Regions from separate parts of the Homo sapiens genome. Here region 2 is linked to region 1. The links are chromatin loops, found by intact Hi-C in ENCODE. Cell type or tissue: PC-3. All regions are shown on one strand. Region 1 overlaps INPP4B (inositol polyphosphate-4-phosphatase type II B). Region 2 overlaps INPP4B (inositol polyphosphate-4-phosphatase type II B).

The links. Peaks named below come from ENCODE experiments on the same cell type or tissue, not always from the same donor. Only the 100,000 strongest peaks of a DNase experiment are listed, where the experiment ranks them.
Region 2: a loop joins it to region 1, with 7 times the contacts of the local background. A loop is called at or near these places in 2 of 110 quality-filtered maps.

What each region holds. Positions count from the first base shown.
Region 1 is chr4:142,119,185-142,123,184 of GRCh38, reverse strand. It overlaps INPP4B (inositol polyphosphate-4-phosphatase type II B), which reads left to right. Exons shown (of 26, transcript NM_001101669.3): 21 at 940-1,057. Among named protein-coding and RNA genes, the nearest start is that of IL15, 480 kb to the right of the region's middle. In PC-3, no CTCF peak of the experiment used is centred here; no DNase peak of the experiment used is centred here.
Region 2 is chr4:142,041,590-142,045,589 of GRCh38, reverse strand. The region is part of intron 25 of INPP4B (inositol polyphosphate-4-phosphatase type II B); the gene reads left to right. Among named protein-coding and RNA genes, the nearest start is that of IL15, 410 kb to the right of the region's middle. In PC-3, no CTCF peak of the experiment used is centred here; DNase peaks (open chromatin) are centred at 1,139 and 1,789; H3K27ac peaks cover 1,752 bases.

The DNA.
Region 1 (4,000 bases):
AGTATTACAAAAATAATATAACTTTCAGTTTTTTGCATTCACCTTGTAACTTACTTTTGCCTCCTATTATGCTTTGAAAATGGAATTATAGATTATTTCAGAGTGGACTCCTGAGCAGCCATCTGGCTTTTTTAATATAAAAGGCTCTGTGCCAACATAGTTGCAATGACTGGATTTTAAAGTCTCAACCCTGTAATGTCTAGAACTGCACTGTTCAATATAGTAGCCTTGTGTGACTTTTGGGTAATTGAAATGTGTCTAGTCCAAATCAATAAGTACTAGATATGCATACCAGATTTCAAAAACTAGTTTTAAAAGATATTTTATATTGATAATTAATAATTTCATATTAATTTACAATTGAAATGGTATTTTGGATATACTGGATTAAGTAAAATATATTATTAAAATTAATTCTACCTTTTTAATTTCACTCTTTTAAAAAATGACTACCAGGAAATTTAAAATTATATATGTGGCTCACATATTTCTGTTAGAGAGTGCTGATCTGGAATCTTAATGATCTCCCTGTCAGGCTTCATTTGTTAATGTATGGAGATGCAAAACTAGCATGAACCTGGGTCAGTGATGATAAATTCAGCTACCTCTGTTATTTCTAGACAACAGATATCAGTCCTGCCAGTAGAAAGAAAGGTGCACAAATCACAAAGGGGTTAAAACACTCTCTCCAGCCTCACAGCAAATGTCCACGTTCTTCCTTCCCTCAAAGGGTAGATTGACTTCTGAAGTCCATTGAAATGGTTCTCATTTCACTAAGAAACACCTTCAGCCTCTGAGGAAAAGTGTCTAGAGTAGGTTCACTGCATTCAGAAACTCATTCAATAAAATGCTAGAACAAATTCCAGCAGGGAGGCATAGTAGCTAGTGACATTTTCCTCAAATGTTTGTTTGTAGCTAAGTGCCTTTTCTATTGTTTAGGCGATGAAATTGGAATGCTAGAGGACATGGCCGTTGGCATTTCCGATTTAAAGAAAGTTGCATTTAAAATAATTGAAGCCAAATCCAATGATGTGTTGCCAGTTATAACAGGAAGACGGTAAGCAGTGCTCACTTCCTGAAGACCAGGCTTTGTTAGACATGTCGTGTTAACTCCTGTCAGAGGAGGCAAGGAGAATTCAGGTTTGATTTGGGAATATTTCTTTTGTTTTTTTTCTTTTCCTTTTTGGTAAGAAATACACATGGATGATATGATAGGGGACAATCTCAAAAAACTCCTGGAAGTCTCATGAATGTTTTAAATTGTAGTGAGTTGAGTATGGCAGTACTCTCCCACAAAATACAAGAAATTCAAAATAATAGCCTGCATGAGAACATTTTTCTCCTTATTACTATCTCATCCAAAGCTCTGGGTGTTTTTACTTTTGCGGGAGTTGTTCAGTTAATAGACTCATAATTCTTGAAATGACTTTAAATTAAATTCAGTTAAAAGCAGCAACATTTTAGAAAAGATATATTTCTGTGTCAGGGGAATATACCACCATTTTTCTTAATTATTTTTGACAATTCACTCTCAGACTATGAGATTTCCGAGAAGGGTTTTCAATAAATAGCTTCGAAGGTCAGTGTATGATAGGCAAAATGTCAGAAATAATTAAGAAAAATGATGGTGTGTAGAACAGACCTCCAATAGAAGAGGTACATCTTATAGTAAGTTGTCTCAATCAGAGGTCCAAACTATTCCGGTGTTAGTGCTTTTAATTGCTGCATGAGGATATTTAAAATTTGAAACATTCTGGGGTCATGTTCAAAACATATGAACATACAAAAGGGAGAGCCTTTTCATGCTAGAGAGAGATGCAAAACACACTGAGTATAAAGTTCAAAGTAAACTTGTTTTCCTGTTGATAGTAAACATATAATAATTATTTTAAATGTTATGAAGGATACCCAGAACCACATAGTTGACTGAAAGGTGACTTTCTTACTCACAAAAAAACCCACATCCTCAGAAACTAAATATTTACCTAGAATTAATGCTTAACTTGCCATTCATTTGGGAGAAAAAGAATAAAATTGCTCATACGCACACCTGAAAAACAGTACAATTCTATATTTCTCTCAAGTTTACTATCAAAAGTGAAACACTAACACTTATATCACAATGTTTAAGGGAAGCTTACCAGGCCATTTAGTGTAGGCAGAGTACAGCATGCTTTTTCTGAGGAAGTTCTTCAAACAGTATTGAAACTCAAAAGTGATCATGCAGGTAGGGGCATGGCTCCTAGAATGATGAAGTGAGCAGCTTAGCACACCCTCTCTCCAAAAGGAATATTACAACTGGAAATAACAATCCAAAACAACCATTTTAGGATAAACAGAATAAATTGGATGCACACCACAAATTCAGAAGTACTTATTTGTGAGAAACTAGTGAACATTGGGCAGCATCAGTAGAAGTCTGTGGCATTTTGCTGAGGGCTGCTCCCATCAACCCTGGCCCTGTGAACACAATTTCCTAGGGCAAGGCCATTAACACCAGCAGCTTCACTAACAGAGGGGGCTGACTTGACTTGGATTGGAGTAGGAAATAGCACAGTCCTGAAAGTTGTCAGAAATGGTGGTTTAGATTAACGAGTCTAACTTATAATCACATCGAAAAGAATAGGTATAAACTTAACAAAGTTAGTCTGAATGTTGTACACAGAAGACACAAAATATTGCTGAGAGAAATTAATAGGATCCACTAAATGGAGAGACAGCCTGTGTTCATGGATTAGAAGACTCAATATTGTTTAGTAATTCTCCATAATTGATCTATAGATTCATTGCAATCGCTATCTAAATCTCCGTAGTCTTTTTGCAGAAATTGGCAAGCCTAACCTAAAATTTATATGTAAATGCAAAGGACCCAGACATTTTGTAAAAGAAGAACAAAGTGGAAAAACTTACACTTTCTGACTTCACAAATTACTACAAAACTATAATAATCAAGACAATGTAGTATTAGCATAAGTATATAATGTAGATTAATAGAACAAAATTTACTGTCCAGAAATAAACTATTATCTTTAAAGTCAATTGATTTTAAACAAAGCTGCCAAGGTAATTCAATGGAGAATGGAGAATCTTTTCAAAAAATGATGCTGGGACAATTGGTTTATCTATATGGAAAGAGAAGAATTTACACATACACAAAAATTAGCTCACAATAGATTATAGATCTAAATGTAAGAGCTAAAACTGTGAAACTTCTAGAAGAAAACTCAGAAGGAAATATTTGTAAGTTGGGTTTAGGTAATGAGTTCTATATATATACATATATATACACACGTATATATACGTATATATGTATATATATATAGAACTCATATATACGTATATATGTATATATATGTGTATGTGTGTGTGTGTGTGTGTGTGTGTGTGTATATATACTTTAAGTTCTAGGCTACATGTGCACAATGTGCAGGTTTGTTACATGTGTATACATCTGCCATGTTGGTGTGCCGCACCCATAAACTCGTCATTTACATTAGGTATATCTCCTAATGCTATCCCTCTCCCTTCCCCCCACCCCACGACAGACTCCAATGTATGATGTACCCCATCCTGTGTCCAAGTGTTCTCATTGTTCAGTTCCCACCTATGAGTGAAAACATGCAGTGTTTGGTTTTCTGTCCTTGCAATAGTTTGCTCTGAATGATGGTTTCCACCTTCATCCATATCCCTACAAAGGACATGAACTCATCTTTTTTTATGGCTGCATAGTATTCCATGGTGTATATGTGACACATTTTCTAAATGCATTCTATCATTGATGGACATTTGGGTTGGTTCCAAGTCTTTGCTATTGTGAATAGTGCCGCAACAAACGTACATGTGCATATGCCTTTATAGCAGCATGTTTTATAATCCTTTGGGTACATACCCAGTAATGGGATGGCTGGGTCAAATGGTATTTCTAGTTCTAGATCCTTGAGGAATCGCCACACTGTCTTCCACAATGGTTGAACTAGTTTACAGTCCCACCAACAGTATA
Region 2 (4,000 bases), 78 kb after region 1:
GTCTCTGTAACTTACAGTGGGACAGTACCAATTTTAAAAAAGAAAAATGCTCAATATTAGAAAAACAAGAGGAAGTAGCCATCTGGAAACTAGATGGACCTCTTTATTAACTCTAAGTAGATACTGAAGTTCTGGAAAGCCACTTGTAAGGCTTTCCCAATGACCATAATCAGAAATAGTATGTTGGATACAAAATCTAGTTCCCGGTAATTAAAAATTTTAGTTATTAGAAATTAAAAGGCCAGTACAAAGGCATTGTGGCATAATCGTTTTGACAGTCACTGGTGTTAATAAAATGTTCCTAATTAGTAGCGTTGTGTTTGTTTGTGTATATGTTCATTGGAAGGCTTTAAACCAAATTACCATGTGAAGAAGGGATCAGTTCAGGAGATGTATACACTGCATTAACATTTATATAGGTATGTACATTCTTGAGATTTTCATAACATTGGGCTTTAAAATTATATGCAAAGATGCTACTTCAAACACACTTAGCAGCACAGGTGTTCTAATATATTTTGACATTAATTGTTAGGTGCTCAGAAATTCAATTTTGGCTGTATTTTCTTACTAAAGGGCTGAGAATATATTGCAAAAATTTCTGATTGTGTCACAAAATGGAAAAGTGAATTTTCTAACTGGGTTACTTTCCTACGTTCCCTGCATCCTGTTCCTAAACACCTTTCTCTTCAGTTTCATGTTCAGATGAATGAGAGAATGCTTTGTGGTTGTGGACTCTGACTAAGGACTTTTTGATAATCAGTGAAACTTATCTATTGTATGGCTAATATCTAACCCTGAAATAACTTTTGTTCTCCTGAGAAACAACGACAAAAAGATGATGAAATATTCCATATTATTCTTGGATCTTCCCTACTTACCCCTTTCTCTGTGCCTCCAAGCATCCTCATTTCATATATCTTAAAACGGTTCCATCAATCCTATTGGCTGGGTGAGGTTCTGTGTGTTTTTTTTTCTTTCACTATCAGTGCTCTGAACACAGTAGTTTCCATAGGATAGAATGCTGCCTTCCATTTCTTCATTCATCAGCTGCTTGTAACCTAATCCCTGTTCCTAAAATTCGACTGAAAGTCACAGGCTACAAATCACAAAATCATGGAATCTGGTGACCTCGTTTCCTTTGTAGCCTCCTTGCTCCAACTGCAGCATTTGACACATACTTACTTACACAGTAAGTCTTTGAATCTGTGACTGTTTTCTATGTCACTCCTTACTATCTGCCTTCTTCTCTAGCCATACAAATGTAAGCATTCCCCCAGTTTTGCCCTCCACCCTTGTCTGTGTGATGTATTCTCTACGTGGATGATTCCATCTAATTAATCTACTTCTTGCATGAAATATAAGGAATAGATCCATGGCATAGATCCTCTCCAAACCTCCCTTTTTATTATCTATATCTAACTAACGTCATACATCAAACTTAGCATGTTTAAATATAATGTATTTTTTCTAAAACCTGAAAATAACTTTTTAAATTTTTTCTTTCTGATCTTCTATCTAAAATCTTAATTGTCTTCTACTTTTAAATTACTTCTGTTTTAGAATCTGTATCTTCCTAGTCTTTCCTCTTCATTCTCCAGTTCAAGCTCTCACTATTTCTTGCCTTTACTATTGTAGTAGCCTACTAATTGGTCTCCATGTCCCTAGTTTATTCAACTCTTGTCCCTCAGTCCTGGCTCAAGCCACCCTACTTATTCATGCTAGGTGCCATCCTACAACACAGCTAATCCCAACACTTTGCTGCTCATAAGTCTTCAGTGTTTGCCCACCCTACATCTAGAGAATGATGTCTGTGTTTGTCATCAACCACAAACATTTACAACATAGCCTCATCTCATTTTACTGAATTTCTTACAGCAAATGTTTATTTTAGAAAATGTATAAAATAGATAAGAAACAGAAAATATCCTAGCATTTAATTTTCCTTTCATTTTTTTTTTGCCTCCTCATCATTATGACCAAAGCTAGCTGTGAATCATTCCCAAATACATCTGCCATTCTTCTTTCCATGGCTTTCCATGTTATTTATACCCCTCTATCTCACCTAATTTCTAATCCTTGAAACCCTATCCGGCCTTCACTATACATCACAACATTCTGTTTCTCTAAGAAAACTTCCCTGGTATTTGAATCTTTGTAGAAGAAATGAATGATGATATATATAAAGCATTTTGAGCTGTACCTTGGAAGTTATTCCTCTCTGGTATATTTTATATTTTGCCTTTTTCATAGTCAGGTAACTGCTGTTGTTTTAAGCCATGTACATGTTATTCCAAAACTAAACCTTAAGATTCTTAAATGTATCTTATTCTCTTTCCTATGATTTGCATCATTTCCAGGAGCTGATAACATAAATTGTAGCATCATGATGTTTGCATGGTAGAGTGGAATTAAAGAGAAAAGTTAGTTAGGAAATAGAAGTGGGAAAAGAATAAAGATGGAGGAAAGAGAGAGACCCTATCCTTTTGGGGAGATGATGAATCCTCTAATACTTCCAAGGACAAAAACTTCAAATTGATTCTTTTGGAAGGTCTGACTTAAAAGAGTGAGTAGAGGTTAGTATTTGAGAATATACAACACTGGTAATGGTGGTGTTTGATGTTGAGCCAGTTCATAGTTCGCTCCATCCATTTCAGATGCAGCAAAAAAGAACAGAAGCAAGATTCTATCACTGGGAAAAGTTGGTAGCATTCAACCCTAATAGAATCGTCTGGGCGCGGTGGCTCATGCCTGTAATCCCAGCACTTTGGGAGGCCGAGGTGGGCGAATCACAAGGTCAGGAGTTTAAGACCAGCTTGACCAACATGGTAAAACCTCATCTCTACTAAAAATATAAAAATTAGCCAGTCATGAGGGCGCGTGCCTGTAATTCCAGCTACTCAGGAGGCTGAGGCAGGAGAATCGCTTGAACCCGGGAGGCGGAGGTTGCAGTGAGCTGAGATCGCATCACTGCACTCCAGCCTGGGCGACGGAGTGAGACTCTGTCTAAAAATAAATAAATAAATAAATACATACATACATACATACATACATACATACATACATACATACACACACACATAAATTGGCAGTGGAAAAGGGGGTTGAAAAACTTGAGAAACAAGTTTAAAAACAAGAGATTGTACAGAAAGAGGCTGTAGATAAACTTCCTCCTTGAGATTCAAGAGCTTCAATCTCTTGGTGATGAGCAGATGAAAAGATTTCCACTTTCCTGCAGTTGGATAAGCACCACTGCTTTTTTGACAAGCTTGGCTCCCTGTGCATAGCTAGGATACAGCTGAATTTTGATTCCATGGAAGCTCTTCGGGAAGTATTTTTACTATGCCACTAGCATTGTGCATTGGTTGCTTTGCTATGTGTCTAAATGGATATATTAGGAGTTAGTGAAACTTAATAGAGGGGCAAGCATGGTAAAAGACAGGAAAACAGCTTCTGACAGTAGGAGAACAAGTGACGGTAGATGACAGGCAGTAGTGGAGATCTTGCTGAATGGTCTGACTTGCTGATGGATGGCTATGGAGTATAGAGAATACAAAAGCATCAAGGAGGACTGAGGTGTTTAATACAGATGTCTGAAAGTGGGTGAGTGTCATTTCCTGTGATAGAAAGAAAGGGAAGAGCTGATCTGAGGTGGCAGCAGAGTAAGCAGGACTTAAATTATGTTTTAGCCTTGTTACCTAACATGTCTGTTAGACAGCTAAGTGGAGATGCAGTACATGTGTCTGTAATGCAGCATCAAATGACATTAAAGTCTGGAACTGTTTGTTTGAACTAAATAAAATATATGTAAAACAAAGGATGCTGTGCTGAATCCTGAGGCATTTCAATATTAGAGAAAAAAGAGCCAGAACTGAGCAATGGCAAGGTACTCACTGTCTATGTAAGAACTGAGATTTGGCACAGGAAGAGAAACAAAAGGGATATTATTATTAGTAGTAGTAGTATTATTTGAGATGGAGTTTTGCTCTTGTTGCCCAGG